Linked DNA regions of Homo sapiens: region 1 is linked to region 2. The links are chromatin contacts, found by Hi-C in ENCODE. All regions are on one chromosome and are shown on one strand. The core of a region is the stretch at or near the end of the contact, and the rest is flanking DNA. Distances in the headings are between cores, read along the strand shown. Region 1 overlaps TRABD2B (TraB domain containing 2B). Region 2 holds the start of TRABD2B (TraB domain containing 2B).

Region 1 (5,205 bases), core at 112-2,611, 100 kb after region 2:
GGCACCATGCCCCCGGCAGCCATTGCTGGAATGAGTCCTGCCACTGGGGCCAAGGCACACAGGAACCTTCCCCCCTTCACTGGTGGGACAAGTCCCAGTGATGGAGAATATGCGCAGGCCTGGGGGAAAGCAAACACTAGTACGAGGAGGCAGGCCTGGGAGTGGGGTGGGCATGGGATCTGTGCCAGCACCATCTCTGCCCCTCCCTCCTCAGCAGTGCGACCTGAGGAAATCTCTGCCCTATGGGCCCCTTTCAGCCCAGAGGATCACCCAAGGGCTTTCTGGCACTGTCATTCCAGGAGACTTTTAATCCAACCTCCCTAGAGTGGATGTTGAAAATAAATGAGGAGTGAACTCTGTCTCCTGCCACCTTGGGCCCTGCAGCCAAGCCAGGGTGATGGACAGGGTGACAAAGTCTGAACAGGGTTGGTTCCAGGACAGCTCTGGTTTGCTGCCGAGTAAAACACCTGGTCCTTGGGGAAGCGAGACCTGAGGGCAACCTGACCAGCTCCTCTCCTCAACAAGGAGCCTTTCTTTAACTGTGGTGGGAGGGGGGCAGTGGGGTCCAGGCTGGGCAGTCCCAGGGCACCCACTGCCAGGCATCAAGGTTGTTGAACTTGGAAGTGTACATGCTTCCCTCCGCTCAGCAGAGCAACCCACAGCTCGCTCAGTGCTCACACAGAGTGATCAGATACAGGCTGTGCTTTATGGTAACTTCAGTGAGAAGCGGGTGTTGGGCTGGGCTTCCTGGCTGGGGGGTGGGGCGAGTGGGCTGCAAGAGACTATCCACGTCCCCTCCGCTCATCCTCTGTGTCCAGTGTAGGCTCAGGCTATGAAACTCAGGTCTTCCTCCCTGTGGCCGTCTCCTGGGGAATTCCTTTGTTGAGTGTCAAATCTATATCCTTGGGGTGAGGCAGGGGCCGCAGGATATGATTTTGTCCTGAGGGCTGTTTGAATATCTCCCAACCCTTTGAGATGCGTTTTTAGATCCCTTGTTATGCAGGAAGCTGAGCCAGGACTGGGGTGGTGGAGGAGGAGGCAGGAGGCTCCTGCCCTTGTACTGGCAGAGCTCTTCCTCCTGAGCTCTTCCTACCCAGTATTCTGGTTGTCTGTGGCCACGTCTGGCCACTCCCCTGAGGGCAGGAGTGCCATCTGAGTCATGTCTGTGTCCTCAGCACATGTTGCAGAGCATGTGTCACGGTGCCCCAGATTCTTTGTGGAAGGAGTGGTACGTCATGTTCACTTCCCTGTCCCTATTCTTCACTCTTGGCTTGTTCATTCTGCTACTGGAAGTGTCCTCCTTCACTACCAGCACTCACACATACTGCTGGTGGGGTGCTAATTGACACAATGACTTGGTCCCATGTGGTCCGAAATGCATTCAGTGCCCTGCTGAAATATCACCTCCTCAGAGAAGCCTTCCTGACTGCCATATCTCACATAGCACACCCTGGTCCCATTCTGTTCCATCTTCTCACTCTGCTGTTCTTCGTGGCACTTGGTATTAGGTAGCTCCTTGTCAAGGTGCTTGTTGTGTGTCTCCCCACTGGAATGTAATCCCTGTGAGGCTAGTGACTTTTCTGTGTTCACTGCTATAAGAATAACAAGAACTTACTGAGTGCCTGCCATGTGTCAAGCACTGTTCAAAGCACTTTATGTGATGAATTTATTTAATCCTCCCAAACTCAGTAACCAAGTACCATTATATCTCCATTACAGAGATACGGAAATTGAAGCACAGAAAAGTTCAGTAGCTTGCCCAAGGTCACAGTACTAAGTGTCAGAGCCAGGATGTGAACCAAGGCGGCTTGGCTCTCAATGGCAGAGTCCTAAGTATTATTGTAGGCTGCATCCGCAACACCCCCACCCACACTGTGTATCACTGTATCCCCAGCATACAGAACAGTGCCTCCCCATGCGCCGAGCCCTCAATAATAGTATTTGAATTACTGAAGTAAAGAAAGAATATAAATGAATGAATATAGGCTGACAATATAAGTAAGTTCAAGGAGGAGCACAATCAACAATCAGAGGGAGGATCCACAGCAGGTTATTTGGGGGTTTCGGGATAATGCCAGGCCTGGAAGAGCATTGTCTCACAAATCGCTTTTTGGTGATTCCATCACCAAAGCCAGGATCCTGAAGCAGCCCGAGAAGTTGGGCCCCCGCAGAGTCCAAGAGCCTGCCCCTCTGATGAATCTAGGCAGTTTGCAGACATGCCTGAGCCCTCTGTTGATTTGTGGGCAGGGAACTTTTTCATAACTCTTCTCTTTTAGTCCCTGGAACAACGCTAGGAAGGTAGCGACTGTGCATTTAATCAACAACAGCATGTTTGGCAACTTCCCTGTGCAGTGTACTCATTGTCAAATCAAACACAAGGGCTCCCCTCTAAAAGCTCATAGCCAAGTGTCAACAAGCTCTCAAGCATTGAAATGTGAGGCAAGGTGCGCTAAGAGCATGGCTGTAAAGAGAACCTACACCAGCCTGGGCTAAGGGCAGGTAAAAGTAGGGCTTTCCTAAAAAGGCAACACCCAGGAAACCCGAGTAGAATTCAGGGAGGCTCTTATTTGTTCAACATCCCCCAGATGGTATGTGATGGAGTGAGGGTTTCTACTTAAGTCTGATCTCAAAGGATGTTCTTTCCACATACTGGCCACTCCCTCTGCCTGGCCCCCCAGAGGTTCTGTGAATGCACTCTGTCCCATAGAACACCAGGAGTTGGGATGAGGAGGACACTTTTAGGAAGCAAATCAGTTTTTGTTTTTGTTTTTTTTTTTAGATATTTGAAAACTATATATAATCAACTGAATTGAAATGTGAAACAGAAAACAATAAATAAGTCACTAACTTTATCCACTTCTCCTGGTAACCCAGGGGAGATGAAACACACCCACCAGCTGAGGGGCCATCTGGCCAGATGACACTGCGTCTGGACATAGACCTGTCTCACCACTGACCTCACAATGGCTTCTGCAGGGTGCTGGAAGCCCTCAGCACCATTTATGTACTTCTGTAATGTGTATAAATCACTCCCCACCAGCTTACCTTTTTTCCTCTTCCTATTCCTCTGGATGCCCTCGTAAAATTTTAAAAGCTTTGCATGTCAGACTGCACTTCCCAAGGCTCTAAAACTGGAGACTGGATTTGTACCTGCTGTTTCATGGTGCTGGCCTTCCCAGAGCCACATGGTCAACCTGAATTCCGATGATGGCTTCCATTTCCTCCAGTGTGTGATACATTCTTCAGCTGTTATCACCTCCTCACCATTCATTCACATAGAAGAATCCTAGGGTCATTTTCAGTCCTTATCTTTCTCAACCCATCAGCACATGCCCCTTCTTGAAATATGTCCTTCACTCATCCTACCTCAGTAGCCTCTGTTAGTCTCCTTGCTGCTTCTTTCTCACCTCTCTGACCTCTAAACTCTGGAGGGTCCCAGGGCTCAGTCCTCAGTCCTCTTCTTTCTGTACTTATCCATTCTTACTTTGTACCGAGGAGACCATCATTTCAATCTGCAGCCCAAATTCTCTCTTCGTACAAACTCTCTGGATTCATATATCCAGATGTGATATAGAATCTCCACTTGGGTGGCAAATACACATCTCTAGCTTAACAACTTTTAACCAATAGTTGATTCTCCCCCTCATGGGTTCCCAGTCCTGATTCTTACCAGACTTCTTCAATTCAGCACATGGCAGTTCCATTCTGCCAGTTGTTCAGGCCAAAAGTCTTAGAGTCATCCTTGACTGTTCTCTTTCTTTCTTAACCTCCATCCAGTCTGTCAGCAGTTTCTGTCATGTCTACATCCTACAGACAGCAGGATTCCACTACTTCTCCCCACCCTTCCTGTTCAGCACCATGGCCTCAGCCACCACCACAATTGCGTGTAATAAGCTGCCTGTAACAGGTCTCCCTTCTGTTGCCTTCTCCCACTCCAGGAGGCTGTGCTTCTCACAGAGCCTGGAGCCATCCTTCAAAACATTAATTCTGAAAACCCTCCACTGGCTTTCTGTTTTACTCCTAGCAAAAGCTAAATCCTAATGTGGCCTAAGAGCCTCTGCATAATCTGACCCCAGCTACCTCACTGACCTCATCTTGGACCACTGACACCATTACTCCACTTCAGCCATACTAGTCCCTTGCTCTTTCTTTTTTTTTTCTTTCATTTTTGTTTTTTCTTGTTGTTGTTGTTTTGTTTTGTTTTGTTTTGTTTGAAATTGGGTCTTGCTCCGTAGCCCAGACTGGAGTGCAGTGGCATGATCTCAGTGCACTGTAGCCTCAACCTCCCATGCTCAAGCAGTCTTTCCATCTCTGTCTCCCAAGTTGCTGGGACTACAAGCGTGCACCACTACACCCAGCTAATTTTTAAAAATTATTTTTTGTAAAGATGGGGTCTCACTATGTTGCTCAGGCTAGTCTCGAACTCCTGGGATCAAGCAGCCTTCCTGCCTCAGCCTCCCAAAGTGCTGGGGTTACAGGCATGAACCACCGTGCCTGGCTCTTATTGAACACACAAAACATATTCTTGCCTCTGCCTGGAACCCTTTTTACCCAAGGTAGTCCCGTGGCTCATATATACTTCATTTCATCCAAACCTGTGTTCAAGTATCACCTGCCCAGAGAAGCCTCCCCTGCCTGCATAGTAGCCCCGCTTACTCTCTGTCTCTGCGCCCTGCTTTATTGCTCATAGCACCTTTTCCTACATGGCGTGTATATTTGTGTGTTTCTCATCTGTTCCCCTGCTAAAATGTAAGCTCTATGACAGCTGGAACTTTGTTTGACTCATTGCTATGTGAACAGTGCCTAGTATGATCCTTGGCACATTTTCACAGCTAATACTTCTATAGCATTATTATGTACACTAAGCACTATTCTAAACAGTTTACTTGTAATAATAATTCAGTTAATCCTTATAACAAACTGAGGCAGAGATTAAGCAACTTGTCCAAGGTTATAGTGAGCCGGGATTGGAACTCAGCCACTGTTCCCTATGTCTCTCCTTGGGTAACTACTCCAAAAATATCTCTTAGATGAATGGGATCCAGCGAGTGCTGTTGTGCACCTCCAGACTCCATACCAAACAAGATAGGGATGGGAACCGGCACTAGTGCCAAGGACAGCCCCATAAACGTCCTTAATACAGCAACCTACCTGCTGTAATGAAGATGCACAGAGGATTTCTTTCGAAGCTGTTGCCTTTTTGAA
Region 2 (5,201 bases), core at 343-2,842:
GAGTGGGAGAAGTGGGGAGAACACTGGGCTGGGAGTCAGGAGACCGAGGCTTGGGCTCTGGCTCCCTCCTCACTGACTATCTGCCCACTGGTCTCCCTGCCTCCAACTTGCCCCCTCCAATTCATGCCCCCGATGAGCACAGATCTACTCTAGCCACCTTAAACTTCAAATCTTGCAGTGACTTCCTATGACCTGATACCTAGAACGGACAGACTCCCCAGCTTGGCCAGAAGACACAACTTCAGCTCCTGCCACTTGCTTTTTGCCGCAGCCATGGGTAACTGCTTGCAGTCCCCTGCAGGTGTGCTCTCACACTGCTGCGCCTTGGCACCTGCTCTTCCTCCGCTTGGAAGGCATGTGCACCTCCTTCTCTAAGCTACCTCTGACTTATTTTTCAAGACCATCTCCCAGGCGTCTTCCCTGGGCCTCTGAGCTGTGTTAGGAGCTCTTCCTCTCTGCTCCCATTTCCTTGTGCTTCTGTCTCTCCTGGCCCTCATCATCTGTATTTTAATGGCGTCTTTGCATATCTGTCTCTGTCTGTCTCCTTCTCTAGGCTGTGGGCTCCTGACAGTATGACCTAATTCATCTGTCAATCTTTGTTGTCAGGATAGGAAGAGACGACAAACTCTCCTTTAACAGAACCAAGCAGGGGTGCCTGTGCCTCCCTTTCTTCATTTGCTGGAAACGGCTCAGAAGCTTAGATCTTGTGCTCTGGCCTTCTCTAAGTCTCATTTGCCTCTTGAGGAAGGGTAGGTTGGTTTAAGGGGTCTTTCAAGTCTTGTGGTCTAAGAAACTGGGATATCAATTCTCACTCTTCCAGAGACAGACACAGGGATCCTGCGTGGGTCCAAGGACATAGATAAGAGGGGATTACTTAAATGGAAGATTCCAAGGAATTTTGAGGATTTCTTTTCTTTTCTTTTACATTTGGTGTTTGCAGAGCATCTACCAAGCGCATCCCAGAGCTACGCGTGACATAAGGTTGCACACAGCAGCTTTCTGAATTTTGTGTGATTGCTGCCTCCCCAGTCCAACTCCTGTCCCTCTCGCTGTTCGCTCCTGCCAGGATCTGCGGGACGGATGCGTTGGGCGAGGCTGGTCCCCAAATCTGTCGCTGCCACCAGTCCGCGTCCGCCGCCGAGCCGGCGGAGGTTGGCCGAGCGGGTCCTTAGCCCGGGCGCCCTCTGGCGGCCGCACGGGGAAGCTGCGGCCCGGTCGCGCCTGGCGAAGGGAAGGAGGAGGGATGGGGGAGGAGGAGGCGCGGGCAGGGGAGGGGAGGAAAAAGTTGCGCTGGGAAGTTTGGAAAGTTGGGAAGTGGCTGCTGCGGGCTTCGCCTCCCTCCGCGCGTGTGAGGGAGCGAACGAGGGAGCGAGAGAGGAGCGAGCGAGCGCCTGCCATGCCCATCAGACCCCGCCTCGCCGCGCCCGGGCGCGGAGCTAGCCCTGACTCCCTGCCGCCCGGCCCGTCCCGGCCCGGCCCGGCGCGGCCCCGGCCCCTCGCCCCCCCGCCCCCCGCGCCAGGTCCTCCCCTCCCCCGCCCCAGCGGCCCCAGCCCCCAGCCCGGCCCGGCTCCGCGCCGCTCTCCCGCCCTCCTCTCTCCCTCCCTCCCGGCCGCGGAGCAGCATGGCGGAGCCCGGGCAGCGGCCGCGCGGCCGCCCGCCGCCCCTCTGAGCCGGGCTCGGGGGCAGCCGGTCGCCCCAGAGCCGCCCCCCACCCCTGCCGCGCCTTCCGCCGCACTTGTCCCACTGCGCGCCTCCTGGAGCGCCGCGCACCCCTGGGACCCTTGCGTGCCCCGGGTGCCCAGCATAACCCCGGGACCCTTGCGCACCCCGGGTTCTCGGTTCTGCCCCAGGAACCCCGCGCGCCCCTGGACCGCGACGCAGCTCCGGGACCCCGCGCGCCCCCGGACCCCAACACGCCCTCAGCACCCGGGGGCTCGGCCAGCGAGGTTGAGCGCCCGGGGGAGGGGCCCAGCCCTAGAGGGTCTCCCTCTTCCAACAGACGGAGCCCGGCCCCAGAGAAACCCCCAGGTCCGACAGGGACAGTCAGCCACGCCCCAGAGGGCGCCCAGCATCCTGCGGCTGGAGCCCCGTGCTCCAGAGGAAACTCCGTGCCCAACTGGGGGCTCCCCGCCCCGCTGAGGGGCGCCGCCCAGGAGGGTCCCCCGCGCCCCGCGGGCCCTGGCAGGATGCACGCCGCCCTGGCGGGGCCGCTGCTCGCCGCCCTCCTCGCCACCGCTCGCGCCCGCCCGCAGCCCCCGGACGGAGGACAGTGCCGGCCGCCCGGATCGGTGAGCGAGCGCCTGCCCGGCCACTCTCCCGCCTGCCTGGGTATTCTAGTCCCGTGGGACCATGGTTTGGGTCCTGCTTCCGCACCCACCTTAGCCCGCCCGCTCCACCTCCACCCCCCGGGCGCAGCCTCGGGCGCCCTTCCTTCGCTCCTGCCTGTCCCGGCTCCAGCTCCCAGCCAGGAGCGAGAAGGGGCGCTCCCTCTCCGGTTCCTTCTCCACACGCTGCCGCTCTGGGGCTCTCCTCTTGACTTGTGGTCCTGCTTGGACGCCTCCTCTCTCTCTGCCCCTTTTTGTCTCTCCTTTCTCATATTTTTTCTGTCTTTACCCTTCTGGTCTCTCTGCCCGCTTCTGACTGTGTTTTTCTACCGTTCCTTGCCCTTCTCTTGACTTCCATCGAACCCTTTTGCTCTCCCATTCACACACTCTGCCCCCTCCCAGGCTTCCCTCTCTCTCCCTGCCCTCCCACTCTGACCTAAGACAAACTTTCTCCCTGTTCCTCGTTCTCACCTCCATCTCTGCGGCCCAGGCTCCCACCACCTACTCTCCCAAGCGTCCATATTTCGTGAAAAGAGGGAAGATTTCAGAGGAGAGGAAAAGGCAATGCCAGGACATACTGGCCTAATATTTCTTGGGGTCGAGTAATTACTGGTTCTCCTAATATTCCTTCCAAAACAAAGAACCTCTTTATTTCCTTCAGTATCTTTCCCTCTAAGTGTAAATTAATGCATTGACAGTAACCCTGAATTGGAGGCCAGGAGACCATAGGGTCTGGCTGCTGTAGGTGTGCTGCCTGTTAGCCCGGAATTCGCTGACCTTGGGCAAGGTGCACCTCCAGCAGCCTGCCTTGTGCACAAACAGGGAGCTCGTTGGCTGACTGGGCTCTCAGTCTATCGCCAACATGCTGGGATTAACAGTTTGGGGTTGTTAGTAAAGTAAGGTACTGTTCTCCCACAACCCACCCATCCCAACACATACTTTTCATTTGTGCCAGAATCAGGCAGAAAAGTGTTATGAGTTGGTCTAAAGCTTGCAAGTGGTCAGTGGGCACTCCAGGGATTTTTCTGGTTGGAAAATGGCTTTGCCCTTTATGCCTAGCCCTGACTTGGATCTGTAGAAAGGACCCCTGTCTGCATGCCTCTCTTCAGCTCCTACATACACACACACGCGCACACACACACACACACACGCACACACACTCCCCTAAGTCGGAGCTTAGGTCATAGAAAATGACAAACAACTGGGGTTGGAAATCAGGTATACATTTTTAGGGGAGGAGCCTGGAAAGTACCCAGAATATGTACATTTCTTGGGACTAATTGTAATGGAATCCTTTCCTCCCAAACCAGATTCTGAAACTTGACTTGGCCTTGCAAGATTTTAAAGCACTTTCTCATCTATGGTCTCAGCTGGTCGAGCAAAGTAGCTGACACCCCAGACCTGCCCTCCAAAAAGAAAAGTGTATTCACCGTGATGAATGTGAAGTAGCTGTTTAAATAGGTGTGCTATTTTTAATAGGTGTTCTGCTTTCAAAGTGCTCTTGGCTTATATCTTCTAATGGTTGGATTTAAAAGTTATATGACTTCCTCCCTTCTTGCCAGAGCAGGACTCTTGGTCCTCCTTTCCCCACCCTCCGCATGAAACACCACCGGTGAAGGTTTGACTTGGCCAAGCATGAATATTCTCAGGTGGTGTGGCAGTCCTTGGCACTCACAGGGAACGCTAATCATGAGAGTTTCCCTTCATTGCTGACTTCCTCTGTACCTGGCACTGCTCTGAGGGCTTAATATACATATATTGTATCTTTTAATCCTCCCAACAACCCGAGGTAGTTGCTTTCACCCCCATTTTACAGATGAGGAAACTGAGCCTGTGGAAGTGAAATGATTCACTCAAGATCATACATCTAAGACAGGGCAAAGCTAGGTTTTCAATGTGGGTCTTTCAGGCTCCAAAGACCTGGCTCTTTACCACGGCCTGTGTATGGTCTCTGCCTCCCATCCCCACCTCCCTCTGCAACGTGCCTCTGGGCTACCCTGACTCTACTCTGTTGCCTTCGGCCTCACTGCCTTGCCTCTTCTCTACTCCTGCAGCAGAGGGACTTGAACTCCTTCCTGTGGACGATTCGGCGTGATCCTCCGGCCTACCTGTTTGGCACTATTCACGTCCCCTACACCCGCGTCTGGGACTTCATCCCGGACAACTCCAAGGCAGCCTTCCAGGCTAGCACCCGTGTCTACTTTGAGCTGGACCTTACAGACCCCTACACCATCTCGGCCCTGGCCAGCTGCCAGCTGCTGCCGCACGGGGAAAACCTGCAGGACGTGCTGCCCCACGAGCTTTACTGGCGCTTGAAGCGCCACCTGGACTACGTGAAGTTGATGATGCCCTCCTGGATGACGCCCGCTCAGCGGGGCAAGGGGCTCTATGCTGACTACCTATTCAATGCCATCGCGGGCAACTGGGAGCGCAAGAGGCCCGTCTGGGTGATGCTCATGGTAAACTCGCTCACAGAGAGGGACGTGCGCTTCCGTGGTGTGCCCGTGCTCGACCTCTACCTGGCCCAGCAGGCTGAGAAGATGAAGAAGACCACAGGGGCTGTGGAGCAGGTGGAGGAGCAGTGCCATCCCCTCAACAACGGGCTCAACTTCTCCCAGGTAGGCATGCAGTGCCCCAGCCCGGAGCTGACAGCCCTGGGTACCTGGGTCCTCTTCTCTGATTGTCTTTCTTCTCCGAGGGGGAGGGGGAGGCAGCCAGAGTCAGGTCCTTTTTCTGGAAGGAGAGGTTCTGCTGGGCAGCGAGGCAGCACCTGGCTGCTCTGGTGGTATCAGTTGAGAGTGGCGTATACTGGAATTTGGGGTAAGAGTCTGCGTGTTTGCTTCTATTTCAGCAGTATTACATGTTGGGGATGTACA

What was found. Hi-C counts contacts between places; a loop is a spot of excess contacts on that map.
Region 1: a loop to region 2 is called in a map of PC-3, with 3 times the contacts of the local background. The contact joins the enhancer-like site here to the promoter of TRABD2B in region 2. A Hi-C loop is called at or near these places in 2 of 168 maps with a recorded cell type or tissue (MCF 10A and PC-3).

The regions. Positions count from the first base shown.
Region 1 is chr1:47,890,810-47,896,014 of GRCh38, reverse strand. The region is part of intron 2 of TRABD2B (TraB domain containing 2B); the gene reads left to right. Among named protein-coding and RNA genes, the nearest start is that of TRABD2B, 100 kb to the left of the region's middle. RefSeq lists an enhancer at 403-1,400. Within about 2 kb of position 1,361, at least 5 of the 41 ENCODE cell types and tissues checked have a DNase peak (open chromatin) inside an H3K27ac peak, as active enhancers do; they include PC-3, where a contact is called at or near this core.
Region 2 is chr1:47,993,776-47,998,976 of GRCh38, reverse strand. TRABD2B (TraB domain containing 2B) reads left to right here and starts at 1,592. Exons shown (of 7, transcript NM_001194986.2): 1 at 1,592-2,289; 2 at 4,380-4,943. The coding sequence starts at 2,188. RefSeq lists an enhancer at 1,051-1,100.